Regions from separate parts of the Homo sapiens genome. Here region 1 is linked to region 2. A link is an interaction called in ENCODE POLR2A ChIA-PET data of the cell type or tissue named here. Cell type or tissue: HCT116. All regions are shown on one strand. Links, peaks and the distances in the headings refer to the core of each region. The heading gives the core; the rest is flanking DNA. Region 1 overlaps ERRFI1-DT (ERRFI1 divergent transcript). Region 2 has its middle 10 kb from the start of LINC01714.

Evidence for each region. Peaks named below come from ENCODE experiments on the same cell type or tissue, not always from the same donor. Only the 100,000 strongest peaks of a DNase experiment are listed, where the experiment ranks them.
Region 1: POLR2A ChIA-PET joins it to region 2 with 32 read pairs; 6 of 35 experiments call an interaction of 5 or more read pairs at or near these places.

Annotation. Positions count from the first base shown.
Region 1 is chr1:8,031,893-8,048,508 of GRCh38, forward strand. All of the region lies in intron 2 of ERRFI1-DT (ERRFI1 divergent transcript), which reads left to right. Among named protein-coding and RNA genes, the nearest start is that of ERRFI1-DT, 14 kb to the left of the region's middle. RefSeq lists a silencer at 8,717-9,011 and an enhancer at 13,895-15,094. In HCT116, for the core only: no CTCF peak of the experiment used is centred there; a DNase peak (open chromatin) is centred at 8,909; H3K27ac peaks cover 2,500 bases.
Region 2 is chr1:8,190,207-8,206,822 of GRCh38, forward strand. It overlaps the pseudogene EIF2S3P1 and the pseudogene RNU1-7P. Among named protein-coding and RNA genes, the nearest start is that of LINC01714, 10 kb to the right of the region's middle. In HCT116, for the core only: no CTCF peak of the experiment used is centred there; a DNase peak (open chromatin) is centred at 4,455; H3K4me3 peaks cover 422 bases; H3K27ac peaks cover 2,500 bases.

The sequences.
Region 1 (16,616 bases), core at 7,877-10,376, 150 kb before region 2:
TGTTAGATTTTTTATTATTATTATTTGAGACCAAGGCTTGCTGTGTTACCCCAGCTGGAGTGCAATGGCGTGATCTTGGCTCACTGCAGCCTCCGCATCCTGGGTTCAAGTGATTCTTGTGCCTCAGCCTCCTGAGTAGCTGGGACTACAGGCGTGTGCTACCATGCCTGGCTAATTTTTGTATTTTTAGTAGAGACAGGTTTTCGCCATGTTGGCCAGGCTGGTCTTGAACTCCTGGCCTCAAGTGATCTGCCCGCCTTGGCCTCCTAAAGTGTTGGGATGACAGGCGTGAGCAACCGCGCCTGGCCTGTTTTTATTATTGTTATTCTCGTTGTTGTGGTCACATATTCTTTGGGAGATTTTTGAACATCTGTGATTGCAAGATTGAAAAATTCTTGATTGCTTGATAGTATACATGATTTAATTAGTCCAGAAGGCTGTTTCCTTAAATCCCAGGGGGCATAAATGACTTATAAGATAAAATGTCTTAATTGACTCTGCAGTATTCTACTTAAGAGACTATAAAACCTTAAGACAAAGAAAGGGCTGTGTATTAGTTGATAGCACCAGCAATCCATAGGGGAGATATGCTAAGGGCACAGAGAATCTTCTTAGCATTCCTGAAGGCAAGCTCACAAGTAACCGTAAGTCTGTGAGCAGTTACTTCTAAGCCCATAGTCATAAACATCCATAGACATGTTTCCTTTAAAAAACACATTTAGCCTATACATAAATCTATTTAACATAAAGTCCTTGCAGAACCTTTTGATAGGAACAGCTTTACAATTTTCTCTGGAATGTATAAGGACAACAGATATACTCAATGACTTGATGCAGTAATGTTGTAAAAGCTGAATGAATGCCAACACTTCTTGGGATTTCTAACTGCTCATTCATACATGTATTCATTTATCCATCAATAAATGTCTATTGAGGCTGGGCAGGGTGGCTCACGCCTGTAATCCCAGGACTTTGGGAGGCCGAGGCAGGTGGATCACCTGAGGTAAGGAGTTCAAGACCAGCCTGACCAACATGGCGAAACCCCATCTCTGCTAAAAATACAAAGTTAGCTGGGAATGGTGGTGGGCGCCTGTAATCCCAGCTACTCGGGAGACTGAGGCAGGAGAATCACTTGAACCCGGGAGGCGGAGGTTGCAGTGAGCTGAGATCGCGCCACTGCACTCTAACCTGGGCAACAAGAGCAAAACTCCATCTAAAAAAAAATTACATATATATATATGGCTCCTCCTATGTGACAGTCCTATGCTAGTATCCAGCAGCATGCAGGAGTTTCCATCACTGTCTTTAGTGAGCTTGCAGTGCAGTGGGAGCTATAGGTAAGAACACAGGAAGCTGTGATGTCATGCTGTGATAGGAGCCTGTGGGGTGCTATGGGGGTACGTAGGATAGACACCAACCGCGAGAATTGAAAGGTGATTCAGAGTGGACAGGGGGACAACAAAGGAAGAAGGATGTTCTTAGGAGGGTAAAGAGCAAATGTTCAGAATGTGACATGTCCGAGGAAGCCAAATTCACTGTAAATGAAGGTAAGGAATGAGGCTGGAGAGGTTAACTAGAGGCCAGATTTTACTTGACTGCGGAAGTGTTAAGAAGTTTGGACTTCCTGCTAAAAGTAGAGTAGTCATTAACAAGGTTCCGGTGGACAGCGAAAGTTGACATTTGCATTTTGGAGAGATTCTTTTGTTGCCAGAGGCATTGTATGACCAGAAAGTTTAGAACTTGGGTCTGGGGAGTGCTGGGCCATCTTCTTAGTTCTGAGTTATCATTTCCGGCTAGGGCATCAATTCTCCTAACTCGGGGACACAGACATTTGCACCAGTCTTTGGCAGTAATTATGTTTATTTTACTTTATTTTAAAAATTTATTTATTTATTTATTGTAGATGGAGTCTTCCTCTGTTGCCCAGGTTGGAGTGCAGTAGGACCATCTTGGCTCACTGCAACCTCCATCTCCTGGGTTCAAGCAATTCTTCTGCCTTAGCTTCCTGAGTAGCTGGAATTACAGGCACCCGCGACCGTGCCCAACCAATTTTTGTATTTTTAGTAAAGATGGGGTTTCACCATGTTGGCCGGAGTGGTCTTGAACTCCTGACCTCAAGTGATCTGCCCACCTCGGTCTCCCAAAGTACTGGGATTACAGGTGTGAACCACCACACCTGGCCCCCTGGCAGGAATTATGAAACAGACAGGATAAAAGGAAGGGGATGTAGAGAGAAATATGCACAGATTTTTGGAGAGGCATTGCCTTTCAGAGAATGTTAGGTACAAAAAGCTGCTTTTTAATTTTAAAACAAGCTTTTACATAATTGAAGTTAGAAAGAACAAAACAACACAGTTAAACTATCGAACAATTTAAGGAGAGTAAAACATTTGTGTACCAAGGTATGCAAATTTGGGTATAATCATTAAAGAAACAAATTTACCAGGCCAGTAGAGGAACACAAACTGGGTAAAATTATTAAAGTATCAGTGTCAAGGCCGGGCGCTGTGGCTCAAGCCTGTAATCCCAACATTGTGGGAGGCCAGGGCAGGAGGGTTGTTTGAGCCCAGGAGTTCAAGACCAGCCTGGGCAACATGTTGAAACCCTCTGTCTACAAAGAATACAAAAATGAGCTGGGCATGGTGGTGCGTGCCTGTAGTCCCAGCTGCTCAGGAGGCTGAGGTGGGAGGATTGCTTGAGCCCAGGAGGTTGAGGATGCAATGAGCTGAGATCGCTCCATTACATTCCAGCCTGGGTGACAGAATAAGACTCTGTCTCAAAAAATAAAATAAAAAATAAAGTATCAGTGTTAGTTGAGTTTTACTGAACTATTCATATTTGCATTTTGCTTTTTTAAAAAAATTATTGAGTAGGAAAATGATTTTTAGCCATGTCACAGAACCATAAAGCTGTGAATTAGGTTTAATTTTTATTATTTTTATTTTTTGAGCCAGAGTCTCACTCTGTGCCCAGGCTGGAGTGCAGCAGTGCAAACACTCCCTGCAGCCTTGATCCTGGGCTCTAGCGATCCTCCCGCCTCAGCCTCCAGAGTAGTTGGGGCCACAGGTGTGGCCTACGTGGTGTGCCACCATGTCCCACTACTGTTTAAAAAAACTTTTTTTTTTTTTTTTTTTTGTAGAGATGGCATCTTGCCATGTCTCCCAGGCTGGTCTCGAATTCTTGGGCTCAAGGGATACTTCCGCCTTGACCTCCCAAAGTGCTGGGATTACAGGTGTGAGCCACCATGCTCGGCTGAATTAGGTTGTAAAATTAATGTATGTAGTTCATTTTCTGTACTTCTGTTAATTCTCCATTCCTACGACTGTCACACTAAACTGTTTTCTTTAAGAAGCTAGTGGGTCCTCTTCTGCTGTGTTGATTTTAGTGAGGTCCTGGAGCGAGTTTGCCTTCCAGCATCTGAAAGGGAGAAGGCACCGCTTCAGCTGGAGAGACCACTGGGGAAGCTGGGTCCCCATAGAACAAAGTATGAGTCAGGAGCAAGCAGGTGGGGGAAGCGTTCAGTGAAGAGGTGGTGAATGTAGGAATTTGTTGCATTCATGGCACATGGTAAGTCCTGTGTGCCCAGTAGAAAAACTTGTCTTACCTAAGACAAAAGTCTTTCGTAAGAGGAATCTCAAAGCACTCACTCATTTATTCAACCAGTACTGACAAACTGCACCTGCATGCCAGGCACTGTCCTACCACTCACTGAGTGTGCATTGGTGAACAAAATGGGTCTAACCCTTGCCTCTGTGAAACTTACAGTCTAATGGGGAAGAAATATGATACATAATTAGCAGATATGTAAGTGTGATGGTTAATAGCATCAACTTGATTGGATTGAAGGATACAGAGTATGGATCCTGGGTGTGTCTGTGAGGGTGTTGCCAAAGGAGATTCACATTTGAGTCAGTGGGCTGGGAAAGGCAGACCCACCGTTAATCTGGGTGAGCACAATCAAATCAGCTGCCAGCAAGGCAAGAATATAAACAGGCAGAAACATGTGAAAAGAGAGACTGGCCTAGCCTCCCAGCCTTAGTCTTTCTCCCGTGCTGGATGCTTCCTGCCCTCGAACATCGGACTCCAAGTTCTTCAGTTTTGGAACTTGGACTGGCTCTGCTTGCTCCTCAGCCTGCAGATGGCCTGTTGTGGGACCTTGTGATGATGTGAGTTAATACTTAATAAACTCCCATATATATATATATATATGTATATATATATGTATATATATATTCCATGAGTTCTGTCCCTCTAGAGTACCGTAACTAATACAGTAAGTCATTCTAAAAGTAGTGTGCTCTCAGAAAGTCCTGAAACAGAGGGCAATGGGGTGGTGGCGGGAGATGAGTTTTTAGACTGAGTGGACAGGGAAGGCAACCTTGGGGGAGATGACATGTCGAGACCTGAAGTGTGAGAAGGAGCTGTCCAGGTGAAAGCCTGGGGAAAGTACACTTTGGGTACAGAAACAGCAGGAATAAAGGCCAGAAAATAGGAGAGAACTTGGTGTGTTGGAGAAACTTGGAGGAGGTCAGTCTGAAATCACGTAGGAAGCTATTGCCTGTGTCTAAGTGAGAACTGATGGCTTGAGGGAGAGTTGTGGTACTTGGAATGGAGCAGAGCAAAAAGGTTCCACGAACACTGATCCTAGGTTTACATTTTGGATTTAGGCCGGGCGCAGTGGCTCACGCCTGTAATTCCAGCACTTTCAGAGGCTGAGGCAGGAGGATCACTTGAGGTCAGGAGTTCAAGATCAGCCTGGCCAACATGGTGAAACCCCGTCTCTACTAAAAATACAAAAATTAGCTGGGCGTGGTGGCGCCCGCCTGTAGTCCCAGCTCCCAGCTACTTGGGAGGCTGAGGTGGGAAGATCACTTGAGCCTAGAAGGTCGAGGCTGCAGTGAGTGGAGATCATGCCACTACACTTCAACCTAGGTGGTGGAGTGAGAACCTGTCTCAAAAAATTAAAATAAAATAAATAAATTTTGGATCTAGAATGGACAGGACTTAATGGTAACTTGCACATGAGAAATGAAGGAAAAATAAAATAAATGATGATTCCAGCTTTCTGGCTTAAATAACTGGGTGAACGATGGTGCAGTAGTTTACTGAGTAGGAGATGGAGGGAGCTGGGCATTGGAGTATGGGAGATGGTACCCCCTGATAAACAGGGGGGCTTATAACTTAGCTGAAGACCTAATGGCAAGAGAGATATGAAGCACAGTAAGTTTTCCAAAATGCTTCATTTCAGCAGTCCTGTGGAAAATGTGGGTAGAGATGGGCAACCTGGTTTCATACTACTCAAGAAAGCTTGTGCAGAGATCCCTGTGGTTAGTAACCTGGATTCTAGGGATGAAGGGCAGCTCACTCAGAGGCTCAGCTCTTTGGTCTTCAGCCACTGAGGTTAACAGAAACAGTGGCTGGCTGGCAGTCTTATTTTGGGAAATACAGGTTCCTATCCATGATCTGTCTCTTGGAGTCAACAACATTGCAAAAGCAACAGATATCTAATGGAGACACCACTAGAACTCAGGACTTTGGGTTTAATACTCCTTTTATAAGAAAGGATATAAATTTCAAATCATTTATGAAGGTCAGATGAATATTGATTGATCCTTGAATTAAATTTGCCAATGCATCTGGAACCATAATTTCTTTTGAGTTGTTTCTGACCTCTTCCTCAGTCCATCTAAGACTGTGGGATTAAAGTAATCTTCTTTCCAAATTATACTTTTAAAAATAATGACTGTAAATGCCTGATATCTTAAAGGTGTCAGATTTTTTTTTTTTTTTTTTTTTTTTTTTTTTTTTTTTTTTTTTTTTTTTTTTGAGATAGAGCCTTGCTCTGTCGCCCAGGCTGGAGTGCAGCGGCAATTTCAGCTGACTGCAACCTCTGCTGCCTGGGTTCAAGTGATTCTCATGCCTCAGCCTCCCGAGTAGCTGGGACTACAAGCGCCCGCTGCCACAATTGGCTAATGTTTGTATTTTCAGTAGAGACAGGGTTTCACCATGTTGGCCAGGCTGGTCTCCAATTCCTGACTTCAAGTGATCCACCTGCTTCAGCCTCCCAAAGTGCTGGGATTACAGGCTTGAGCCACCGCGCCCAGCCAGATTTTTTTTTTTTCCTAGAACAGGCGTGTGTGTGTAATTAAGACACATGACCATTCCTGTGTTGTTTTCTCTTGTAAAATAAGTGTAATTAAGTCATTAACCTTAGGGAGCTGTGATTCATAAAAACTGGGAAAAAAATGTAACAAAATCTTAGTTTTCACTGACTTAGAAATATAATAAAATCGACTTCCTATTAGTGCACACCATCCTGAGGCATCAGAAGGTACCCCAGGACATCCATGGTAACCATTACATTCATTCAACAAACATTTACTGAGTATCTTACTACATATATTTCTAATGGTTTCTACTTTTTCAAAGTAAAATCCAGAAAAATTTCTAGTCATTTGAACTTTGCTTCTATTTGAAGTTTTCTTTAATTCTTTATATGCATTTGTCCTGTCTCATTAGAGTATATGATCCTAGTGAAGATTATGATTTCTTTTGTATCTCTTATAGCACACAGCACCACTGTTGACTGTCTTGGCCATAAGCTTAAACTATAGGATGGAAAATTCAGGTGGATACAAACAGCCTAATTGATATAAAAATGGAAAAGAAGCCTCATCAGACCAAGGCTGTAGATTCTACCTCCTTAAAATTTTTCGAGAATCAAATAAACTCTTTGAACCAGTATTTTTACCAGCACTCTAAGGAAATAGGCCAGGCACAGTGGCTCACGCCTGTAATCCCAGCACTTTGGGAGGCTGAGGCAGGTGAATCACTTGAGGTCAGGAGTTCAAAACCAACCTGGCCAACATGGTGAAACCCCATATCTACTAAAAATACAAAAATTAGCTGGACATGATGGCTTGTGCCTGTAATCCCTACTCAGGAGGCCGAGGCACAAGAATCGCTTGAACCTGGGAGGTGTAGGTTGCAGTGAGCAGAGATCCCGCTGCTGCACTCAGCCTGGGCGACAGAGTGAGACTCCATCTCAAAAACAGCAAAAAACTGAGGAAGTAATCACAATACAGAAAGCTTTATACCCAAAGAGGTTCAATATGGTGTTATTCATAAGAGTGAAAAACTGGCCTGGTAGTAGGACAACTGGCCAAGTAAAATACAGACTATTCATATGCTAATGAGAATTTTATAATTAGGAGTAATATGATTATGAACATTTTGTAATTGAGAATAATGCCTAATAATAGCTAACACTTTTGTGGCATTTACTAAGAACTAGATACTGTTCTAAGGCTTGACATATATTAACTTAACTTTCACAACAACCCTACGAGGTACATCCTATCGTTGTACCCAGTTTACAAGGTGAGGTTAGGTCATGTGCTCAAAGTCACACAGCTAGGAACTAGATTCCAACCTAGGCAGTTAGTTTCCTTTTAACCACCACAAATTCTTTCATGATCATGTTCAGTGAAAAAAGTCAAACACAGTACCTGGCTGACAAAACAATCTGTACAACAAATTTCTGTGACATAAGTTTACCTATAACACAAACCTGCACATGTACCCCGAACCTAAAATAAAAGTTTTTTTAAAAAGTAGAATACAAAATTGAGTATGGAATATCTATCCTCATGTTATCAGTTAGGACTTTTTTTTAGTGACAGGAAACCCAACTCAAATTGGATAAATAAAAAAAGGAATTCAGTGGATCAGTACTGGAGAAGACTAGGATGTCGCTGCACACATTGCTTTGTTCACATGTTCAGATGACATCATGCAGGGCAAGACTTTCTCTAACTTTTGGCTTTATCCATGTTTGTGTTGACTTCATTTTGAGGTTCCTTGGTGGCATGATGGCTGCCAGCAAACCCTGGGATCATCTAATTAAAAATTTTAAAAACAACTTATTTAATAGTTTGAACAAAAACCCTGGGCCTGATTCTCACAAATCGAAACTGAAGGCCAGGGGAGTGCAATGTTCCAATTGGCCAAGCCTGAATGTGGGACCTCATTTGGAACCATGGGGGGAGAATCAAATCCATCTGAGGCTCAAGTGCAGAGGAGGACCAAGAGTAGAGGAGGACTAAGAGTAGAGGAGGTGATAGCTTCCCAGAGTAAGACTGAAGAATGGACTAGGAAAAAAAGGAAATGGATATTGTCAGCATACATCAAGTGTCCACAACAGCCATTTTCTTATGTACAGCATTTGACTCTGTTCACTTACAAATTTCTTAAAGTTTTCTGTTCTTTGACCTCGGTAACACTACACGTCACACCTTTTGATACCTCTCCTCAGTCCTGCTCGGTCATTTATTCTTCTCTTCCTTGTATGCTTAGATGTTGGCGTCTTCGAGGCTTTCTTTACTTATTCCTTAGTTTAGTCATCTCATTCTATTCCTGAGCTTTTATTATGATGTCTATGTAAATTACACCAAAATCTAATTGTAGTCCCATTTTCTCTCCTGGCCTGTAGTCCCTTTTTTTTTTTTCTCCTGGCCTTTAATCCCATATTTTTAATTTCTTACCAGTGCATCTCTCCTGGATATTTGTTGCAGACTGGCTTCTTGGCAAGCAGTCTTTGAGATGGAGATGAACATGGAGGACATTTATTAGAGTGTTGAAGGAAGGGTGAGGAAAAAGAATTGGGCAGAGGGAGAAGTTAAGTTGTGATCCATGTACGACATAGGCCTTAGCTAACTACATGCAAAGCTCTGGAACAGGATTGACCCTTTGGAGTTGTCCTAACTTGGGCAAGAGAGCTGGACCTTTTTTCCTCTAACTCTTATTGGTCAGTCATTGATATGGCTTGCCTTTGGAAGGAAGAGTAAGCTTGGAAAAGGCAGTTTTCTTCAGCTGAGTCACTCTCCAAACAGGGTTGACAGCTAAGGGCCATGTTCTGGCAGCATTCCCAGGAGCTTGAGGAATAAGGCTTTTCATAACTCATTGGGGATCTGGGTAGCTCATCATGGAAACTTCCTTTTGTTCTCTCTGTTGTTAGTTTATCCTTCCTCACTCCATTTTCCTAGTAGTTTTGTTGATGTTTCTACTTTGATATTTTGAGGCTATATTATTCAGAGCATACATGTTTAGAATTGTTAAATCTGTCTGATAAATCCAACATTTTGTTAATTTGTAGTAAGCCTCTATCTCTAGTAATAATTTTTGCATTAAAGTCTATTTTGTTTGATACTTCTTTTCTTTACTTTCTTTCTTTCTTTTTTTGTTTTGTCTTGTTTTGTTTTGGGACAAAGTCTCACTCTGTGGCTTAGGCTGGACTGCAGTGGCATGATCTTAGCTCACTGTAACCTATACCTCCTGGGTTTAAGCGATTCTTGTGTCTCAGCCATCTGAGTATCTGGGATTACAGGTGTGTGCCACCATGCCCAGCTAATTTTTTGTATTTTTAGTAGAGACAGAGTTTTGCCATGTTGGCCAGGCTGGTCTCAAACTCCTGGTCTTGAGTGATCTGCTTGCCTCAGCCTCCCAAAGTGATGGGATTATAGGCGTGAGAGACCACGCCTGGCCTGTTTGATATTTCTGGAGTCACAATGGCTTTCTTTTGGTTAGTACTTTGGTGTATTTTTTTCTAAAATTTTCTTTTTACTCTTTGGGTGTCCTTAAGTTTTTGGTCTGTTTTATAAACAGCGCAGAGCTGGATTAAAAAAATCTTTGTCTTCCATTGGTGAGTGTAGTTCACTTATAATTATTATGATTACTGATATATTTTACTGATAATTTCAATCATTTATACCATGCTATTTTGAACTGTCTATTTGTCTTGATTTTAAGGGTTTTTCTTTCTCATTTCTTGCATCTTTTCTTTACTCGTTGCATTTTTTTCTCATCTCATGCTCCCAATTTGGAAGTTATACCCTCTATTTCTCTTTTTTGGTGGTTACCTAGAAATTGTGAAATGCTTAACATAGCAAAGTCTAAAGCTAGTATCTTTACTCTCCTGAAAAATACAAGAAACACTTAAGAACATGTTAATTCACATCACTGCCTCCTAATTTTCATGTTCTTCCACCTCCCAATTTTCATGTTTTTGTCCAGAATTTAAACTTCTGTTTTTTTTTTTTGTTTGTTTTGTTTTTTTTTGAGATGGAGTCTTGCTCTGTCACCAGGCTGGAGTGCAGTGGCGAGATCTTGGCTCACTGCAACCTCTGCCTCCTGGGTTCAAGTGATTCTCCTGCCTCAGCCTCCCTAGAAGCTGGGACTACAAGTGTGCACCACCACCACGCCCAGCTAATTTTTATATTTTTAGTAGAGACGGAGTTTCGTTGTTTCTTTCCCTTTCTTTTTTCTCCTGCTATAACTTTGATTAGATAAGTATTAGATCTTTTTACTCTGTCCTTGGTGTCTTTTAACTCTTTTGTATTTTCTATTTCTTTCTCTTTTTGTGCTACATTTTGTATAGTTTCTTCAAATCTATTTTCCAGTTTGCTATTGCTCTCTTCAGCTATATCTGCTACTTAACATCAATTGGCTTTATAATGTGAGTTATTATATTTGTCATTTTTAGATGTATTTTTTTCAAATGCACCTAAAAATAATCACATATCAAAAATAATCAAATACATCTTGATTATTTTTGATAATTTTTTCCTTCTCTGATACTTTATTTCTTTAATTACTGTAAACAAAATTTTTTATTTTTATAGATTAAGGGGTACAAGAGCAGCTTTCTTACATGGATATATTGTGTAACAGTGATGTCTGGGCTTTTAGTGTACCCATCACCTGAAGAGTAAAATATTGTACCAATAGGTAAATAGTGAAAATTATCATTAGGTAATTTTTTATCCCTCACCCACCCCTCTCGTCTTCTTATCTTTGGAGTCTCCAGTGTCTATTATTCCCCTCTGTATGTCCATGTGTAGCCTTTATAGTAAACCTTATATTTTATATTTGTTATCTAATAATTCCAACATCTGAGGTCTTTGTGGGTTTACTTAGGCAGTTTGTTTATTCTGCTTAGTTTTACTTTCAGTAAACGTCATTCTCAGCAGTGTTTCCTCATGCGTTTTGTGCTTTTTGATTCAAAGCTTATATTCTTTGGGACTTTATTTGTGAGAAGTCAAGGATTGGAGTTGGTTTATGCTAGACACCTAGAGCCACTTTTAGCCAGATCACTTCAATAAACTAAATTTTTGGCTAGAAGTGTTTTTTGGGCCAGCACACAGGTATCTCTCTCTCTCTCTCTCTCTCTCTCTCTCTCTCTCTCTCTCTCTGTTTTTTGAGTTCGAGTTTTGCTGTTGTTGCCCAGGCTTGAGTGCAGTGGCGTGATCTTGGCTCACTGCAACCTCCGCCTCCTGGGTTCAAGCGATTTTCCTGCCTCAGCCTCCTGAGTAGCTGGAATTACAGGTGCTCACCACCATGCCTGGGCAATTTTTTGTACTTTTAATAGAGACGGGGTTTCACCGTGTTGGCCAGGCTGGTCTCAAACTCCTGACCTTAGGTGATCCACCTGCCTTGGCCTCCCAAAGTGCTGGAATTATAGGTGTGAACCACTGCGCCTGGCCCAGATATCTCATTACTGTGTAAGGATGAACTTTTGGTGAAGAATTCTCAGGGAAACTTTTTTCTTTCTATCACAGCCAAGACATGAGTAAGCAAGTATTCCCTCTATCCCCTTCTTCAGGGCAAACATTTTCTAGGGTCCCAACTTTATGCAGCCTTTCTTTTGGCATCCCACTCGATTAGGTCCCAGGCTTTGTCTCCCAAATCCCACAAACTCAACCTACTAAAACTCAAGGCTAAGCATCAGCAAACTTTTTCTGTCAGGGGCCAGATGTAAACGTTGTAGGCTTTGTGGGCCATATGGTTTCTCTCACAACTACTCATCTCTGTGGTTGTAATATGAAAGCAGCCATAGACAATACATAAATTAATAGGAGTGGTTGTGTTCCAATAAAACTTTATTTACAACAATGTGTGACAAGCTGGATGTGGCCCACAGTTTGCTGACTCCTGCTCTAGGCCATCGGGAATTGGCAGATGCCCTCAGGGAAGATGCCAACTTCATCATTTTCTTGCCCAGTTGGTGTCATGCTTTCTCTCTCTGTCATGCCTCTGAGGATTTCACTTACTATTTTGTCAGTTCAGTCATACCTTTATAAAGATTTAAAAAATATTTTGCTTGCAGTGTTGAAGTATTCCATACCAGGAGGGTTTCTATGGATATCACCAGGCAGGAGTGCAGTGGCAGGATCTTGGCTTACTGCAAACTCCGCCTCCTGGGTTCAAGCGATTCTCCTGCCTCAGCCTCCTGAGTAGCTGGGATTACAGGTGTGTGCCACCATGCCCAGCTAATTTTTGTATTTTTAGTAGAGACAGGGTTTCACCATGTTGACCAGGATGGTCTCGATCACTTGACCTCGTGATCCACCCACCTCGGCCTCCCAAAGTGCTGGGATTACAGGCATGAGCCACTATGCCCGGCCGGAGTTACCAGTTTTTGAGAGGAAGACCACAAAGGTAAAATTCCATTTTCATGACATCGTATCATGGATAAATGCAGTAACATGATTTATCACCATTGATGTTGACCTTGATCACCTTGCTGAGAAATACGTAGCCTTCTAAGGCCTACATAAACATAATCAGTGATGTTCAGGTCAACTATTCTGAACAAAATTTGAAGGGTTGAGTCATTGAATCACCATGAAATCTACAACAGAAAACTGTCATATTCATTGCAATTCATGAACCCAAATACATATATTGATGGGACTTCTTTAAGCATAAGTTTAATTTGGTATAGTGTGAGAGCCGGACGTGGTGGTGTACACCTGTAGTCCCAGCTACTTGTGAGGTTGATGTGGGAAGATTGCTTGAGCTCGGGAATCCAAGGCTGTAGCACACCATGATGGAGGCTGTGAATAGCCACTGCACTCCTGCCAGGGCAACATAATGAGACACCCATCTCTAAAAAACGATACAAGTATGCAGTGTGTTTTTGGTGATGCTGTGAACTAGAAATTAATGTTAGAACAGAGTCTTTTCCTTTTTTATCTTTCTGTTGCCCAAGCTGGAGTGCAATGGCGCGATCTCAGCTCACTGCAACCTCTGCCTCCCAGGTACAAGCGATTCTCCTGTCTCAGCCGTCCAAGTAGCTCAGATCGCAGGCATGCGCCACCACACCTGGCTATTTTTTTTTTGTATTTAGTAGAGGCAGGGTTTCACCATATTAGTCAGGCTGGTCGTAAACTCCTGACCTCAGGTGATCCACCTGCCTCAGCCTCCCAAAGTGCTGGGATTACAGGCGTGAGCCACTGCACCCAGCCTAGAACAGAGTCTTAAGATCTGTTCTTTAATGCAGGCTGAGGCAGGCGGATCATGAGGTCAGGAGATCAAGACCATCCTGGCTAACACTATGAAACCCCGTCTCTACTAAAAATACAAAAAATTAGCCAGGTGTGGTGGCGGGCGCCTGTAGTCCCAGCTACTCGGGAGGCTGAGGCAGGAGAATGGCGTGAATCCGGGAGGCGGAGCTTGCAGTGAGCTGAGATCGCGCCACTGTACTCCAGCCTGGGCGACAGAGCGGGACTCCATCTCAGGAAAAAAAAAAAAATCTGTTCTTTAAAAGTTTTGGCATATTATTCTGACTGCAAAAATTTTTGCATGTATGCATGCGGAGGTGAGAACATCTATATGTATCCATATGTCAGATATAGTCCTTGATTTTCTAGAATTGTTTTGCAAAGGAACACATCTTCTCTAGAAATGATTTAGCTGTCCGATGACACTGATTCTTGTTTCCATTCACTGAATAAGCCTTTTGAATGTTTGAACGGTTAAATTTTCCGCAACCTATTTAATCTTTTCCAGCAGCCAATAAAAAAGTTTAGTAAAATGAGGCCAGGCGCAGTGGCTCACGCCTGTAATCTCAGCACTTTGGGAGGCCGAGGCAGGCGGATCACCTGAGGTCGGGAGTTCAAGACCAGCCTGACCAAGATGGAGAAACTCCGTCTCTACTAAAAACAGAAAATTAGCTGGGAGTAGTGGCACATGCCTATAATCCCAGCTACTTGGGAGGCTGAGGCAGGAGAATCGCTAGAACCCGGGAGGCGGAGGTTGCGGTGAGCTGAGATCGCGCCATTGCACTCCAGCCTGGGCAATAAGAGCGAAACTCTGTCTCAAAAAAAAAAAAAAAAAGAAAGTTTAGTAAAGTGAATCTGAATGATTTATTTGTACAGAAAGAATGAATTTCCTCTTAGTCATACATCCGACACCCACACGATACCTTGTCATTTTCAGAAGAAATCTGATGCCCAATTAGTGTGTTTTAATTTAGCCAGTGATTTTCCATCTGGCTCTAATGTGTATTCTGGAGGGTGGACTAATATGGAGTTCAATGGTTTGTTAGGTTTTGAGATGGAGTTATTGGCTACAAAGAACATTTCACAGAAGCAGGACTTCATAGATTCTGAGTTTTTCCCCTTGTTTTGGTTAGTTGCAGGATGAATGGGGACAGAAGAAGCAGATGCTACTTATTTTGCGATTACATGCCTTAATATAAATAGTTTAAAATGAGGAAAAACCTTTACAAAAATAGATGACAGAGCAAACTGTTTTCTTGTCTAGCGAAATTTCTGGCAAATAGGTAAATGCTTTGTTATTCTAGGATATAAGTCACAGATTTTAGATAAGCATATTTTGCACAAATAACAAGTTCTCTTTTTAAAAGTTTTAGGCCGGGCGTGGTGGCGCATGCCTGTAATGCCAGCACTTTGGGCGGCCGAGGTGGGCGGATCACTTGAGGCCAGGAGTTGAGACTATCCTGGCCAACATGGTGAAACCCCGTTTCTACTAAAAATACAAAAATTAGCAGTATGGTGGCGCACTCACGTAGTCCCAGCTACTCGGGAGGCTGAGCAAAAGAATTGCTTGAACCCAGGAGATGAAGGTTGCAGTGAGCCGAGATCGCGCCATTGCACTGCAGCCTGGGTGACACAGAGACTGTCTCAAACAAGAAACAAAAAACAAAAAACAAACAAAAAAAAGTTTTGTCATTTTTGCAGATACATACACAGAGAGAGAGAGAAAGAGATCGATCTTGTCAACTTTTAAGACTTCCCTGTGTTGAGTACATTCATATACTAATATTGAAATTAATGATTAAATTCAACCCACAGAAAAATCTAAGACTAAATAAGCCTATTATAAAATTGAAGTTTTCAGTAAGGGTGTTGATTCCTATTATAAAAATAGAGGAGATTCCAGAAGTAAGGGCTCCTGGACAAAATATTCTGTTTTCCATTTTGTGGAATGGATTGTTTCAGTCCATTTCCAACAGGTTCGCATTCTGTTTTCATGTTAGGTTTTCTGACCTTCAGTGGTTTTGTTTTCATGTACTTGAGCATATGGTCCCAGACAGCTGACATTGTTCATGTCCTTTACTTCCCTAAGAATTACACAACCTTCCCAGGCTTTCTCATCTCCAGCAGTTTTGTCACATTGCTGAGTAACGTCCACCCTTGGTAATCTCTTAACATTATTTCCATTCTGTATGTAGACAACAAATTAGCATTTATGACCTAGGTTTTCTGTTTTTCATGAAGGTATCAGACAATCTCAAATGTCTGTGGAATGTTACGCTTGACTAGGAAGGTGTAAATTGTTTCTTTTGATAGTTCTTAATTTCAAATGATTATGAATTCATTATTTTTAATGAGAGAAAGGTGATTGTATACCTGCAAAACTTTTAAACATCGACCTTTGGTAAAACACAATTCCAATTGTGTTTAATCATGACTACTTAGATACAACTGAACAAGCCCCAGGCACAGAAGTTACGACTAAAACATTCAGCCCTTCCAGGAACAGAACCAGAAATTTCTCCATATGTCTGTAGACGCTGAACTTCAGGATGTCTGTGAATATTTTCTGTGTTCCACTGTCCCCTCAAGTTTGTTTCCCAGCCATGGAAAATGCCCATGAGAAAGAGTTGTGCAATTGCTAACTGTTAGTCACTTTATATTTCCTGTATCCCCTATTTAATTTCCCTGGTAGCTGGCAATAACATCTAGGATTTAAGTTGCTGAAGGGTATTTGGGAAAACCCACATAAATGTCTAAGATGAGGTTTGGCAAGCAATGAATCTTGGTGACATAACAATATTATAACTAGAGATTTCATCAGACAGAGGAGACAGGAAATCCCTGACACTGCCAAACACCCACTTAAACTCATTTGAGTCCGAGGACCATCGTTTGTTAAAAATGGATTTTACACAGTTTTTAATTTGATGAGGCTGCTGAAATAAAAATTTGGACCTGAATTTTAGATGCAATGAGATTTCTCAAAGGGACTTTGGGAAAAAAGAAAAGAAAGAAAAGAAAAAAAGAACTTATGTAAAGTTCCCGTAAGGAGAGCAACAGCTGCTATGGAATAGCCAAGCCCTGCTCCACCAGGAAGGGGCCTGAGCTTTGGCAAGGATACACTTAGCCTGACCAATCCAGAGACTCAGCCTCCACTACCAGTGGGATGACGGATTTCCCAGTCGTACTTTTCTCACACCCAAGAACCTAATGGACATAATTTTAAGTTTAAGGCAGCATTATCTATGGGCACAAAAATAATTAGAAAGGATAAAT
Region 2 (16,616 bases), core at 2,914-5,413:
TCCTGGCCGTGATGTTTTGAGCTACTATGCTAACAGGGCCGCATTGACAGATGCTGCTCTTCGTTGACAGCTGCTAATGAACTTTGTACTCAGCCTCAGACTTCTTCTGAACATCTAGTTGCCATAGACAAAAAGCCTAAACATATTTTTGTTCGACAAAAATAAGATTTTTAAAAAGATTTGCTGCTGGGCATGGTGGCTGACGTCTGTGATCCCAGCACTTTGGGAGGCTGAGGCAGGAGGATCACTTGAAGTCAGGAGTTCAAGACCAGCCTGGCCAACATGGTGAAACCCTGTTTCTACTAAAAATACAAAAATTAGCCATGCGTGGTGGCAGGCGCCTGTAATCCCAGCTACTTGGGAGGCTGAGGCAGGAGAATCGCTTGAACCCGGGAGGTGGAGATTGCAGTGAGCCAAGATCAGGCTGCTGCACTCCAGCCTGGGAGACAGAGTCTCACGAGACTGTCTTAAAAAATAAATAAATAAATAAATAAAAAGATTTGCCTTTTGTTTTTTAATCTTATATATTTGTTTACTTATTTATTTATTTGAGACAGGGTCTTGCTCTATTGCCCAGGCTGGAGTAGAGTGGGGTGATCACTCACTGCAGCCTCGACCTCCCTGGGCTAAAACAATCCTCCCACCTCAGCCTCTGGGGTTGCGAGGACTACAGGTGCAGGCCACCATGCCCAGCTATTTTTTTTTGGTAGAGACGGAGTTTTACCATGTTGCCCAGGCTGGTCTCGAACTCCTGGGCTCAAGCCATCCTCCCACCTCAGCCTCCCAAAGTGCTGGGATTACAGGTGTGAGCCACTATGCGTGGCTCTTATTTTATTTTTTATTGATATATAACAGGATATATAACAGGAGGCTGAGGTGGGAGGATTACCTGAGCCCAAGAGGTTCAGGCTATAGTGAGCTGTGATCACCCCACTGCACTCCAGCCTGGGTGACAGAGCAAGATCTTATCTTGAAAATAAATAAATAAATAAATAAATATATTTTTTAAAAAGAGGGTCTAGCTGGTGATAGTATTTGAAAATGGGTATTAAAATTGGGGAGGAGATTAAAGTCAGACCTGGTATTGTTCCGAAGGTAGTGAAGGAAAACTCATGTGTGAACCAATCTTTTCCAAAATTGTTTCACTTTTTGCAGAACACAATGACCTTCAGCATGCACCTCCAGGGAGTCTTATCGTAGTTGGAACAAAAATTGACCCAACATTGTGCTAACCTGACATAATGGTGGGGCAGGTGCTTGGTGCAGTTGGAGTTTTACCTGAGATCTTCACTGATACGGTTTGGGTCTCTGTCCCCAGGAAATCTCAGGTTCAATTGCAATCCCCGATGTTGGAGGTGGGGCCTGATGGGAGGTGACTGGATCCTGGGGGCGGATTTCCTGCTGATTTCCCCGTTTGGTGCTGTTCTTGTGATAGAGTTCTCACGAGATCTGGTTGTTTAAAAGTGTGTGGCACCTCCCCACTCTCCTTCTTGCCCTTGCTCCAGCCATGTGACATGCCTGCTCCCTCTTCGCCTTCCACCATGATTGTAAGTTTCCTGAGGCCGCAGAACCGTGAGCCAGTTAAACCCCTTTTCTCTATAAATTACCCAGTCTCAGGTATTTCTCTTTTCTTTTTCTTTCTTTTTTTTTGGAGACAGAGTCTCGCTCTATGCCCCAGGCTGGAGTGCAGTAGCGTGATCTTGGCGCACTGCAACCTCCGCTGCCCGAGTTCAAGCGATTCTCATGCCTCCGTCTCCCAAGTAGTTGGGACTACAGGCGTGTGCCACCATGCCTGGTTAATTTGTGTATTTTTTATAGAGACAGGGTTTCACCATGTTGGCCAGGCTGGTCTCGAACTGACCTTAGGTGATCCGCCAGCCTCAGCCTCCCAAAGTTCTGGGATTACAGGCATGAGCCACTGCGCCAGGCCAGGTATTTCTTTATAGCTGTGCAAGAATGGACTAATATATTCCTAGAACTGGAAATTACCTATTTTCTACTTGGACGGCTTCTAGGTGTATGCATAGAAGGAGAGACGAGGCCGGGCGCGTGGCTCACGCCTGTAATCCCATCATTTTGGGAGGCCGAGGCGGATGGATCATAAGATCAGGAGTTAGAGACCAGCCTGGCCAAGATGGTGAAACCCCCGTCTCTACTAAAAATACAAAAATTAGCCGGGCTTGGGTGGCGGGCGCCTGTAATCCCAGCTACTCGGGAGGCTGAGGCAGGAGAATCGTTTGAACCCGGGAGGCGGAGGCAGTGAGCCGAGATCGTGCCCCTGCACTCCAGTCTAGGCGACAAGAGCAAGACTCTGTCTCAAAAAAAGAAAAATAAAAAAAAGGAGAGACAAAAAGGCAGCAGCTGTCTGAGAACTAAGTGCTCACACGGAACATAGGATCTCTATCCACAGAAGAAAGAGTTAGTGCAGTCAAGGCTGATGTGGGTAAAATAGTTCTCACTAATTCTGTGTACACAGAAGTAGAAGAAAATATTGCTTTTAGCCAAAGGGTTGAGAAACACGGGCGTTTCATTGGTTCAAGTCAGCTAGAAGAGGACTGACCATCAAGCTGATGGTCAGTTAAATAATATATTGGGTTGACGTCAGAATTTTTCTTATCAACCTAGGGGTATATTTTCAAAGCAATAATGGGGAATAAATTTCACAGCTCATTACTTTAGTAGAAACTGTTAGGTTATTCTCATATTTTGTGATAAAAATTTAACCTCTGCTGGGTGTGGTGGCTCACGCCTGTAATCCCAGCACTTTGGGAGGCCAAAGCAAGTGGATCACCTGAGGTCAGGAGTTCGAGACCAGCCTGACCAACATGGTGAAACCCCATCTTTATTAAAACTACAAAACTTAGCCAGGCATGGAGGCGCCTGTAATCCCAGCTATTAGGGAGGCTGAGGCAGGAGAATCACTTGAACCTGGGAGGCAGAGGTTGCAATGAGCTGAGATCGTGCCATTGCACTCCAGCTTGGGCAACAGAGTAAGACTGTCAAAAAAAAAAAAAAAATTAACCTCTACTAGTAAATAGTAAGGTCCATAATAAATGTCAAAGTTGACATACTGGTAGATTTAATCTACACTTGAGCAGAAATCGATCATTGCTAAATAGTTTCACATTTGTCAATCAGTGCAAGTTTGTAATGAAACTGCCTGTTACAACCAGCCTTTGCTGTAGCATAAACACCAGTGAGCCTGTTTGAAATAAAGTTTTTCTTCTTATTAAAAAAAAAAAAAAATCTGGAGCCTGGGCAAGGTGGCTCACCCCTGTAATCGCAACACTTTGGGAGGCTGAGGTGGGCGGATCGCCTGAGGTCAGGAGTTTGAGACCATCCTGGCCAACATGGTGAAACTCCATCTCTACTAAAAATACAAAAATTAGCCAGGCGTGGTTGTGTGTGCCTGTGGTCCCAGCTGCTCAGAAGGCTGAGGCAGGAGAATCACTTGAACCTGGGAGGTGGAGGTTGCAGTGAGCTGAGATCGTGCCACTGCACTCCAGCCTGGGTGACAGAGTGAGACCTGTCTTGAAAAAATAAATAAAATAAATAAATAAATAAATAAATAAACTGAAAAATAAAGTTAATGTTGACTATTTATGGTATGTAACATGATGTCACTGTTCTTAGTTTATATTTTATAACTCAAAAATCTCACCGTACTGGAAAGCTGTCTGTAGTGATATACTTCCCTCCTTGCTCACATTCCCAAGTTTGCACAGTGATTGATGGGAAAGGCAAAGCTGATCATAAATCATAGTTTGAACACCCCTCTAGGACCAAGACACTTTTCTCTCCCCTGGATCCGTGAGTTGCCAGTAGATGTCCTGATTTCGAAAGGGACCAGAGAAGAACTTGTGAATTAACAAGAAAAATGCATTGCACCTGGACAAACAACTCAACGCAGATGGCCTATAGAAGGGTCGGCCATGTTACGTTCCTATAGAGAGGCTAAACCATTGTTCAGAAAGCTCAGATGAACTGTTTACCATCTCCCCTGAGAATCAGACAAGAGGAAACTGGTTAAAATCACAACAGGAAGTTTACATTATAGTTTTTTAAAGTCTGCTGACAGTGAGTGGTCCTGGATAATATTATTGTGGTTCTGGGAGGATATAAATGCTTTGGTACCTATCCCCTGATGACAGAGAGGCTCTAGCACGTACATCTTGTGTGGGCTCGAAGAGTGCTTTTAAGTTCAAAACTTCAAATAGATGGAAGAGAGAGATCCAAACCTCCATGAAACCTGTTTAGGAACCTGCATCTCAGATGGAAACTCGAACGACAACAGATACCTGAATATTTGCCTAAGCAAACTTGGCTACAGCATTCTGCCCATGCTTGGTGCTGCTTCTCCAAAAGGCGACTCTGGCGTGTGTTGGGCGTTACATCATTCTCTCCTTCAGGGGCTTAAATGATGAAATATCAAGAGAGGGAATTAAATATATGGGATTGGGGGCTGTGAGACATTTAGCGACGATGACCTTACTCAAGATGACATAAGGAAGCTTATTCACCCCGCCCTTCCTTGTTTGAACAGTGACTCGGCCATGAGACTTGTTTTTAAAGCAACTAGAAATAGAATCTATCACTGTTTGCTATGATATCAAAAATGCGTGTCTTGGGCTGGGAAGTAGGAATACAACAAGGGAGTATGCTTTAAACCAGGCTGGAGTTTTGGAACATTTGCAGAAATAAATGTATATTCCAAAAGCAATGTCATCCTTTTTAGAACCCTTTCTTTGGGAAACATTAAAATACAGGACCACCCAGAATGAGCCTTGAGTACCTCGGGTTCAGAGAGCTTCCTGGGTGAACATAAAGGCTGTTGCCTCTGCCCTCAGGGCACGTCCGAGGAGGAACCCTAAATAGCTTAGGGTCCCAATCCTGTCCTTTTATTCCCATCTAATGTCAACATAAGGTAAGCATGAGGATTTCTTTTGGTATAACTGAATTACTCAGAAATCAGGAAAAACCAGTGAATCGATTAGGTATCAATTGAACTCCTGCTGCTACATATCTGTATCCAACCATGTGTAAGGCACCATGGGGGATCCAGAGGGACCCAGGACAGGATTCGTGCCTGCCTCCAAGGACTTTGATACAGCTAGAAGAGAAGAAAGGGACTTGAGCTCAGTGGCTCTGCTTGTAATCCCAGCACTTTGATAGGGTGAGGCGGGCAGATCACTAGAGGTCAGGAGTTCGAGACCAGCCTGGCCAATATGGTGAAACCCCGTCTCTACTAAAAATACAAAAATCAAAGCTGGGTGCGGTGGCTCACGCCTGTAATCCCAGCACATTGGGAGGCCAAGGCGGGTGGATCACCGAGGTCAAAAGTTCAAGACCAGGCTGGCCAACATGGTGAAACCCCATCTCTACTAAAAATACAAAAATTAGCTGGGCATGGTGGCACACACCTATAATCCCAGCTACTTGGGAGGCTAAGGCAGGAGAATCACTTGAACCTGAGAGATGGAGGTTGCAGTGAGTCAAGATCTCACCACTGCACTCCAGAGCGAGACTCCATTTCAATAAATAAATAAATAAACAAATAAATAGGCCGGGCGCGGTGGCTCACGCGTGTAATCCTAGCACTTTGGGAGGCCGAGATGGGTGGATCACGAGATCAGGAGTTTGAGGCCAGCCTGACCAACATGGTGAAATGTTGGTCTCTACTAAAAATACAAAAATTAGCCGGGCGTGGTGGCGTGCTCCTATAGTCCCAGCTATTCTTGAGGCTGAGGCAGGAGAATTGCTTGAATCCAGGAGGCGGAAGTTGCAGTGAGCAGAGATAACGCCACTGCACTCCAGCCTGAGTGACAGAGAGAGACTCTGTCTCAAAAAAAATAAAATAAAATAAAAAATAAAAAATAAGCAAATAAATAAAATAAAGAAAAAGACTTGTGAGAAAGAATCAGAAAGGAGAGAACGATGAATGGGAATATATTCTTAAGTAGCAGGAGAGCAGCGTGTCACAGGAAAATCAGACTGGCTGTAAATGTCCACGAATCTAAGGACCGTGGATGGGGGGGTCACATTGCCCGCGCAGGAGGCCACTGCAGGAATTCCAGTTTCTAGAGGTTTCTGGGAGCCTGCAGGAATGGTGAGGGACCTGGGCAAAATAGGGTTGGCTAGGAAGAAAGAGGAAGGGTAAGTTTGGGACACTGAACCCACTGATAATGGTGGGGTATGAAGGACGTGCCCTCTGCCAAGTAATCCTAAATATAGGTTTGGCATGGCCAAGCTGGAGGTGTGGATTTAGGAGTCACCATTCTGGCAGTGAAAAGTTAACATCAGGAGAATGGATGAGGACACTCAAATGAGAGCCTAAGAAGGACCCAGACATTCCTGCTTCCCTGCCTCCCTCTTCTCCCTCTCCCTCAGCCTAAACTCAGTCATCCAACAGAGATTTTATTGAGTATCTACTATATGCCAGGCAAGGTGTTAGACAAAATTGAAGAAGGAGACGGGGTGCGGTGGCTCACGCTTGTAATCCCAGCACTTTTGGGGAGGCCAGGACCAGAGGATCACTTGAGCAAAAGAGTTCGAGACCAGCCTGGGCAACATAGGAAGACTCGGTCTCTACAAATAATAAATAAATTAGCCGAGCATAGGTGCACACCTGGGGTCCCAACTACTCTGGAGGCTGAGTTGGGAGGATTGCTTGGGTCTGGGAGGTCAAGGCTGCAGTGAGCCATGACCCGCCACAGCACTTCAACCAGGGCGATAGAGCAAGACCCTGTCTCCAAAAAAAAAAAAAGATGAAGAAAGAGGAGGAGGAGTAACATGAAGATGAGAGAGAGGAAGAAGAAAGGAAGAAGGAGAGCAGGAGGGGGAGGAGGGAGCTCTTTCTTTCTTTCCTTTTTTTTTTTTTGTTTTTGAGACAAGGTCTGGCTCTATCCCCCAGGCTGGAGTGCCGTGGCAGATCATGGCTCACTGCAACCTCTGCCTCCTGGGCTAAAGCAATCCTCCCACCTCAGCCACCCAAGTAGATGAGACTACAGGTGCACACCACCACACCTGACTGGGATTATAGGCATGAGCCACTGCGTCTGGCCACTCTCTTTTTCTTTCTCTTTTCGTATCTTTTCTGCATCATTTGAGAGGGATTTGAAGGCTCTGTGGCCCTCGAGACTTCAGTGTATATTTCCTAAGAATTAAGATATTCTCAGCTGATGATTTTTTGCTCTCTAAAGAAAGAAAATATTTTTTATTAAAATATATATATATTTATATATATTTTCTCAGCTGGGTGTTGTGGCTCATGCTTGTAATTCCCAATACTGAGGCAGGAGAATTGCTTGAGGCCAGGAGTTCAAGACCAGGCTGGGCAACATGGCGAGACCCCATCTCTACAAAAATACAGAAAAATGAGCTGGGTGTGGTGGCACGTGCCTGTGGTCCCATGACTCGGGAGGCTGAAGTGGGAGGATCACTTTAGCTGGGGAGGTGGAGGTTGCAGTGAGTTGAGCACTCCAGCCTGGGCTACAGAGTGAAACGCTGTCAAAAAAAGAAAAAAGAAAAAAAAGATACTCTCTTATACATGCAGTATAATGATCAAAATCAGGAAATCCAACATAAACAGAATGCCCTTATCCAGCCCACAATCCACACTTGAATTTCATCACCCGTCCCTGCAGCTTTCCTGGCGGGCCTGGGCCCTGATCCAGGATGGCCGAGTGCTGAGTCATGCACCCCTCTTCACCCGAAGCTCCTCCGCCCACACCTTGTACAGGCGCCTTCTTATCTCCCAGGTCCGAGTCTAACCGCAGCTCCCCACCTGCTCATCCTTACGGGGGCGGAGATGCGGTCTCACAGTGCCTGGCTCTGTAACTTCAAAGCACGTGTCCACATCCTGGTCTGTCCTGTCCTCTCCACGAAAAGTGATCCCCAGGGTCAGGGTGTGCCTCGTTGCCACTGCAGGGACTGGGCATCCAGACCCTGCAGGGGGGACACTGGGATCACCATCGGCCTCTCTGCTCATGAGCTGCGTGACCTTGGGCAACTTAGCCCTTTTGTGCAGCTGTAAAATGAGGATGGTGGCTGCACCCCATCTGGAGTTTTCTGAGAGGCAAACGGGTCTGTTATGAGAATCCAATGAGTCCTTATGTGTAAAGCACTCAGGACAGTGCCGGGCACATAGAAAGTGCTCAGTAGGCCCGGCACGGTGGCTCACACCTGTAATCCCAGCACTTTGGGAGGCTGAGGTGGGTGGATAACTTGAGATCAGGAGTTCGAGAATAGCCTGGCCAACATGTCAAAACCCTGTCTCTTCTAAAAATATAAAAATTAGCCAGGCGTGGTGGCATGCACCTGTAGTCCCAGCTACTTGGGAAGGTGAGGCAGGAGAATTGCTTGAACTCAGGGGGCGAGGTTGCAGTGAGCCTAGATCACACCACTGCGCTCCAGCCTGGGTGACAAGAGTGAGACTCCATCTTTAAAAAAAACGAAAGTGCTTAGTAACCAAGAGCCCTCTCCCCCACTTTCCTCCTCCCCTTCTCCTCCTTCTTCCTCTTCCTCCTCCTTCATATTCATCCTCACCATCTAGCATAGTGCCTGGCACACAGTAGATACTCAAGGAAACCCCAGCAATCTCTTCAGCAGTGGGAGGGCACAGAAACAAGCGTGGGGAAGACGGGCAGAGCATTTAGAGCTGGGGCCATCATCTTACCAAGCCCCGCCATTCTGCACACCATGAACAATTGGAAGAGTCAAGTAATAGGGAGTTTGTGGACACAAAAGAGGAAAGAATGCGTTTCCTTTTTTTTTTTTTTTTTGAGACGGAGTCTCACACTGTCGCCCAGACTGTAGTGTAGTGTAGTGGCACGATCTCGGCTCACTGCAAGCTCCACCTCCTGGCTTCATGCCATTCTCCTGCCTCAGCCTCCCGAGTAGCTGGGACTACAGGCGCCTGCCACCACGCCCAGCTAATTTTTTGTATTTTTAGTAGAGACGGGATTTCACCATGTTAGCCAGGATGGTCTCAATCTTCTGACCTCATGATTCGCCCGCCTCGGCCTCCCAAAGTGCTGGGATTACAGGAAGAACGCGTTTTCAACCGCAGGAGATGGAAGCACCTCAACTTGATCTCATGCATATAAAGGTGTTGGAGTGCGGGCCGTGCCACGACTGGCATAGCCACACTCTGCCTGCCTGCATGTGTCCATGTCACGGAGGGAAAGGAGAGACCTTCTGGATTGATCCACAGGTTATCAGGGCAAGTTCGTCACCATCACAATCATCATGACAGCTCCCATGGATTAAACACTTCTCTGCACAAGGCTCAGTGCTGCACACTTTGCGTGATGATTTCTGTCCTTATTGTGGGATGTTCCCCCTTTGCAGGTGCGGAATCTCAGGCTCAAAGAGACTGAGGCCACACAGGTCATCAGTGGCCGAGCTGAGATTAAGCAAAGGGTCTGGCTGGGCACGGTGGCTCACGCCTGTAATCTCAGTACTTTGGGAGGCTGAGGCGGGTGGATCACCTGAGGTCAGGAGTTCGAGACCAGCCTGACCAACATGGTGAAACTCCCCCTCTACTAAAAATACAAAATTAGCTGGGTGTGGGTGGCACATGCCTGAAATCCCAGCTACTTGGGAGGTTGAGGCAGGAGAATCGATTGAACCCAGGAGGCGGAGGTTGCAGTGAGCCAAGATCGTGCCATTGCACTCCAGCCTGGGCAACAAGAGTGAAACTTGGTCTCAAAAAAACAACAACAAAAAAAAGCAAAGGGTCTGAGAAAGTGGAGGGCAGAGCCTGTGGGAGAGGAAGTGATCTTGGCCTTCCCCAGACTGGAAGTTAGAAGAGACAATGGAGAAGCAGCAATATGTTGAGCTGAATGGAGCAGGCTCAGGGCCCATGCTGAACGAGGGCTCCATTGCTGGGTCCTGTGCATAGTTTTCTGGGGAAGACAGTGGGCAGCAGCCTCGGAAGCCAAGCAGAAGACCACCCATAATAGGAGCTGGGGGATTTTGCTAGGCGGAAAATGGAAGGTGAATAAAAAGATTGGCCAACACCAGCAGCTTGAGTCTATGATGGTGGGAGGGCCGGGCCCTGCGTCTCCCCGGAGCCTTCCGTGACTTGGGAATGGAGAGGGTGTCTGGAGGGGTCCCCGGCAGGAGCTTGGTGAACATGCAGCTGGGACAGGTTGGAAAGGGCTCTGTGGTGGAGAGAGGGTCGGGTACCCAGGATGGCCTTCCACATGGTAAGTCAGCATCCCTTGTTGATTTAGGAGGGAGTTCAGGCCCTCAGTAAACTAAGAGCGGTGACGACCCAGGGAAGGAGGGCCAAGGTCAGAACCTTTGGATGTGTGCCTGCGGGGAGTGGGGAGGAGAAAGGGCCCTGGAGCAAAGGGGCCAGAGGAGCGGGAAGGTGAGCATGACCCTGCTGCGCCCAGAGGCCCCAGGAGGTAGGGGTTTGCAGAGTCAGGCAACAGGGGTTCCTGGAGGACAGGCCAGGCCACCCTGGTGATCGGGAGCCCGTGGGGGACTCCAGTTCTTTCAGTTGCCTGATGTCAAGGAATGAAGGACAGGGAGGAGGATGTCACATAGGCACTAGCTAACATTTAAAATGCAGGAAGCACAAAATGTGTCAACCAAACTGGTTTTTTCTTTCTGAGCTGTGAGGAACCGAGGCTGACCTGCCTCGGCCCAATATTACAGAGGACGGAGTGTCGGGGGTGATGGGCCTGGCTGTCCCCCGGGGTCAGGAGTGCTGACTTCATGGGATGTCGCTCGATCCCCTGGAACCAGCCTGCCTGGAAGTTATGCTCAGGGTAAACTTTTTTTTTTTTTCCTGAGTTGGGGTCTCAGTATGTTGCCCCAAATGGAGTGCAGTGGCACCATCTCTGCTCACTGCAACCTCCACCTCCCAGGCTCAAGCGATCCTCCCATCTCAGCCTCCCGAGTAGCTTGGACCACAGGTGCGCACCACCTGACCCGGCTCATTTTTTGCATCTTTAGTAGAGATAGGAGTTTTGCCATGTTACCCAGGCTGGTCTTGAACTCCTGAGCTCAAGCAATCCTCCTACCTCAGTCTCCTAAAGTGTTGAGACTACAGGTATGAGCCACTGTGCCCGGCCCAGGGTAATCTTGATTGTCACCGGGACCCAAAGGTGGAATAATAACATGGACTTCCGAGAGTCTTGACAGGCTTCGCTAATTTGAATGGAATGCAGTCACTGGATGAGGGTACAGAGAATCCCTGAGCAGAATCCTGGGTGTTTGTTTCTTTCCTGTGGTCCTGCCCTGCCCAGGCCTCTGAGAAATGCAGAGCCTTTCCTCTCCCCATCCCTCCCTCTCCCTCAGAGGTGATTTTGAAAGGTCTCAGCTTCTTATGCATACCCCTTGGGGTCAGGAGGTAAGAAGCTTTTTTATTTTAGGCCTCTGGCGGAAGATTAATGGGACTGCCCCTGGCGAGGTGGCAGAGGGCAGGTCTGGCTGAGAGCTTGTGTTCAGGGGTTTGGGGAGGGGACACCGGGAAAGGAACGAGGGCCCCACTGCACATAGCACCCTTGCTGGGAAGGGTGAGGGCTGCAGACACTTGTAAGCCTGCTTGACTTTGAGGGGGACGTCTGGGTCTTCTGGGGCCAAGTCCTTGGAGAACTCTGGAGAGGCTCTGGGACCCCCAGGGCCCACGACGACGCAGTGCTCAGCTGAGAGGCCAGGGAAAGGGAGGTGGCTGCTGTACCCTAGAAACGAGACCCCTTCCTCTGTTCCAGTCTCTCGGATGAAGAGTTGGAGGGACAAAGCTACCTTATAGTGGCTGACATTGCCTCCCACCTTGTCCTGCAGGACACCAAAGCCAGATGACCTTTGATTTAGAAGCATAATGCGACAATTCTTGCACCTGAGTGCCGTGGGACCCATTCACTCCTTCCTGGCCCCAAGCAGCTGACGCAGGAGGCCTAAGTTTTAATTGATATAGACTTGAAATATTCAAAGAGCTAAGCTATCAAATCCATCTTGTTCTCTGCATTTTTCTTATAACACAGAGTATGCCCCAGTGTTGAATAACCATGCCGGGGACAGCAGGAAAGGGACTCACGGGTTGTGAATTTACATGTGACGTCAGAAAGGCTCTGTAGACAGGAGGCGGGATGTGCGCCTGGCCAGCACCCCCCACCCCGCCTCCATGCGCAGTGATTACAGGCTGGATGGCACGTAGTGAGCCAGGCGAGGTCACCTTTGCACAAGCGGAGTGACTTTTCCCCCAATCTCATACCAGTCTGGCAGCATGTATGAAAAGAACGGTGAGAGAAGCTGTTTTATGCATTTCTAAAGGAAGCAGAGAAGTAAGAGCTTGGTATTTTTCAAATGGAACTCAAAGGTCTTTGCAGCCTGGGCTCGGCACTGGGCTGAGAGCCGTCAGAGGAGCTGCTGCAGGGGTGGCTGCCATTCCTCAACCCGATTCTATCGTTATTATTTACATTCTATGTCTTCTCTTTCAAGATTATTTTTTTGACATTTGCCTTCTGGCAGAGCTGGGACCAATGAGTGGGAGGTGGATTTTGGCGGAACACAGGAGGAATTCTCTTAGTCAGAGCCATCCAAAAATGGAAAGACCTGACTCAGAAGACAGCGTGTCCCCTGCCTGCATAAGGTCCTGGTGAGGTCCTGTCAAGGGTGCTCTGCCCTGTGCTTTGACAGGTGTGTGCGGAGATGAAAGGTAAATAGCCATTCTTGAGCGTGTCCTCTGTGCCAGACACTGTTTTAGGTACTTTTACGTGAACTAACACATTTAACCTACAAACAACCCTATGAGACAGGAACTATTATTGCCTATTATTACCCTCGTCTTACAGATGAGGAAACTGAGGCACAAAGAAGTTTAGTAACCCGCCCAGGTCACAGGGCTGGTATTCTAGGGAGGCAGGACTCAGCCCCAGGTGGCCTAGTGGCCTTGCTCCTACCTTGACCACCAGTGAAGTTGATCCTCTCATCAGCTGACCGGGCACAGTGACCAGCTGTTCTGTGCTAAAAGGAGTTTAGAAGGCAGCTGACTCAGCCCAAAATGTGGGGTTAGAAGTCAAGAAGGCTTTTAGACAGGGAACATCAGTCAACGAGTAACAGAGGCTAGGCTTGAACTCTCTGAAAGGAAGCCTGGGGGTGCCTGGCACACATCCCGTCCCGCCGCAGGCGCAGGTGGAACCAGGGAGTTTGGGGCCCGCCACTCCTGGGCTCAGCATGCAGTTAGCTCCGCACCCCCTTGCACCCCAGGTCTACGAGTTGGCTTTTTGCTTAGTTCATTCAAGTGAGTCTCCGACTTCTCCTCCAGTTTCAGGAATCTGTCCCAGATTTCTCCCTGGGCTGAGTTCTTGCCTTGGTCACCTGCCCAGGACTGCAGTTTCTCTGATACCACCTCAGGGGAGGGGCAGGACCTAGACCCTCAGAATCTGGCCTTGAAGCCTGGATACATCTGGGGAGCTGCTCACGCTTCTCAGCTGCATTTGCCTTGGTTGAGGATGGGAAGAAGATGCCTCCTTCCAAAGATTGCCGTGAAGATGGCGATGCGATAATGTGAAATCGCTGTGCGCGCGGCTGGACTCTATCAATCATGGTTGTCTTCCCACCTTTGCCACAGACTGAAGGTCCCTTCCTGAGCTCAGCCTGTTGGCATTCAGTCCCTGGGGCTGAACCTGGGCGAGCCAGGTGCCTCCTGCAAAAAGAGACAGTTCAACAAAGTGCAAGGAGGAAAGCTCTTCTGTACCACCATGCCCTGTGGAGGGTACCGTGTGCAAGGACTATCAGAGAGGTTCAGGACTGCCCTTCGGTTGAGCTCAGTGACTCTTTGTTCTTTGTTTTGTTTTGTTTAGTTTTTTGAGACAGGGTCTCACTCTTGCCCAGGCTACAGTGCAGTGGTGTGATCTCGGCTCACTGCAACCTCTGCCTCCCAGGTTCAAGCCATTCTCCTGTCTCAGTCTCCTGAGTAGCTGGGATTACAGGCATGCGCTACAACACTTGGCTAATTTTTGTATTTTTAGTAGAGACGGGGTTTCGCCATATTGACCAGGCTGGTCTCGAACTCCTGACCTCAGGTGATCCGCCCACCTCGGCCTCCCAAAGTGCTGGGATTACAGGCATGAGCCACCAGGCCTGGCCTCAGCGACTCTTTGAACCAGCGTCTGAGTCAGGAAACAAGGGTACCACTAGGCTCCAGGACCTGCTCTGTCTGTAAAATGAGAAGCAACTAGAATATCCCTAAAACTCCTCTTAGCTATAAAATGTTCTGATTCATGACCAAGGGAAGAAAGAAAATGTGTATGTAACCAAATAAAAATACTTTCTGATGTGAGCCAAGGAAGGGGACAGAAGTATTTGGCTTCCTCATTCAGCCCCACCCTATAGAAAGTTCTGGCTCTGGCATGAAGACACACTGGTCTGGTTTCCTCTCGCTTTTATTTCACAAGAGCCCCCAAATATGACATTTACGAATGCTCTGATAGTAGATCCTATTCAGGTGATTGGCCTGGAGGCTGAAACTTTACACAACAGCTTCCCCTGGGGCCTGGCAATCTTAAGGATTGGTGAAACTTTCAGCTAAGAGTAAAGAGCTTCTCACGTGGTTCTCATGGTGATGTTTTCCTTGCAACGGTTCTATAAAATGGGTTAAAATAATTTTTATGATCTTGCACTTGGGAAAACCAATAGACACAAAGGTTTAGTTATTTTTCCACAATGTGTGAATATGGGAAAAGTGGAAGAAGTTTTGATCCCAGAATTGGCTAGCTCCTTCTCAACAAGCAAACCCTGGGATCTTTTCCAATCACATCTTTGATGAGAAGAAAGTGGCTTCTTGCTCTCCAACAAATATTTGCCCCCAGATTCCTGCACCTACTGTACAATTAGAGAAAATTCCTGAGGGCTGAAGTCGAAGCTTCTGTCTTCTGTCTTCCTGTCAAGGTATCTTGGACCTCTGGCCAAACACTCAGATTAAAAGAGGAAATATCTTCATGGCTAATTTCTTTTTTTTTTTTTTTTTTTGACATGGAGTCTCACTCTACCACCAAGGCGGGAGTGCAGTGGTGTGATCTCAGCTCACTGCGACCTCCACCTCCGGGGTTCAAGCGATTCTCCTGCCTCAGCCTTTCGAGTAGCTGGGATTACAGGCGCCCGCCACCACGCCCGGCTAATTTTGTGTATTTTTAGTAGAGACGGGGTTTCACCGTGTTAGCCAGGATGGTCTCAATCTCCTGACCTCGTGATCCACCCACCTCGGCCTCCCAAAGTGCTGGGATTACAGACGTGAACCACTGTGCCCAGACTTTTTTTTTTTTGAGACAGACTCTCACTCCTGTCGCCCAGGCTGGAGTGTATTGGCGTGATCTCAGCTCACTGCAACCTCTGCCTCTGGGGTTCAAGTGATTCTCCTGCCTCGCCCTCCCAAGTAGCTGGGATTACAGGTGCACACCGCCAAACCCAGCTAATTTTTTTTGTATTTTAGTAGTGATGGGGGTGCATTTTACTGTGTTGCCCAGGTTGGTCGCGAACTCCTGAGCTCAGGCTATCGGCCAGCCTCAGCCTCCCAAAGTGCTGGCATTACAGGCGTGAGCCACCACACCCAGCTGACATTCTGAAACAGAATTTCTGAAATCCCAACTCTTCTCTACCCTAAAAGACAGTTCTGCCCAGTGGGGCCCAGTGAGTCGTCTCAGAGCATTGGGTCCTGGTATGAAACGAGACAAAGCAGCCTCTGTCACACCCTTACCATGAAGGATCGTTCATCCGATTGGAGGGCAACAGAGGGAAATGTTGACATCCTCAATTTCATCAGAATCCTTTTCCAAAGACACAAATAAGACGTCTTAAATATGGAAAATATGCATCATGATGTTGAAATCTCACAACTAAACATCATTTCCGGTCCTGTGTGTTTACTAAGTTTATATTCCCAATTTTAAAACTACCGATCAATTCTTTTTTTTTTTTTAGATGGAGTCTCACTCTGTCGTGTCGCGATCTGGGCTCACTGCAACCCAGATTCGGTTCAAGCCGATTCTCCTGCCTCAGCCTCCTGAGTAGCTGGGATTACAGGCACCCACCACCATGCCTGGCTACTTTTTGTGTTTTCAGTAGAGTTGGGGTTTCACCATATTGACTAGGCTGGTCTCAACTCCTGACCTTTTGACCCGCCTGCCTCGGCCTCCCAAAGTGCTGGATTACAGGTGTGAGCCACCATGGCCGGCCAATCAATTCTTTTTTTAAAAAATATAGATTTATTTAGAACCAGGGGAGAGAGTGAATTGCAGTCCCTAACTACCACAAATGATGCAGTTGCGTTTCCCACATTTGGAGAAATGGCCGGGGTCAGCATATCCAGAGTGCAGGGCATGAGCCTCGCCCTGGGAAACCACCTTCGTGATCCTGGTACCTCCCCTGCGGATAAGCGTTATTGACTAATGAGGTAATAATACTGTTTCTTAGAAAAGTGAAGTAAGGCTAGGCCCGGTAGCTTATGCCTGAAATGCCAGCACTTTGGAAGGCTGAGGTGGGAGGATCCCTTGAGCTCAGGAGTTTGATATCAGCCTGGGCAACAGAAGGAGACTCTGTCTCTACCAAATGAAAAAAAACAAAAAAACAGAAAGTAAGTTTAGGAAATTTTGATTATGGGTGGA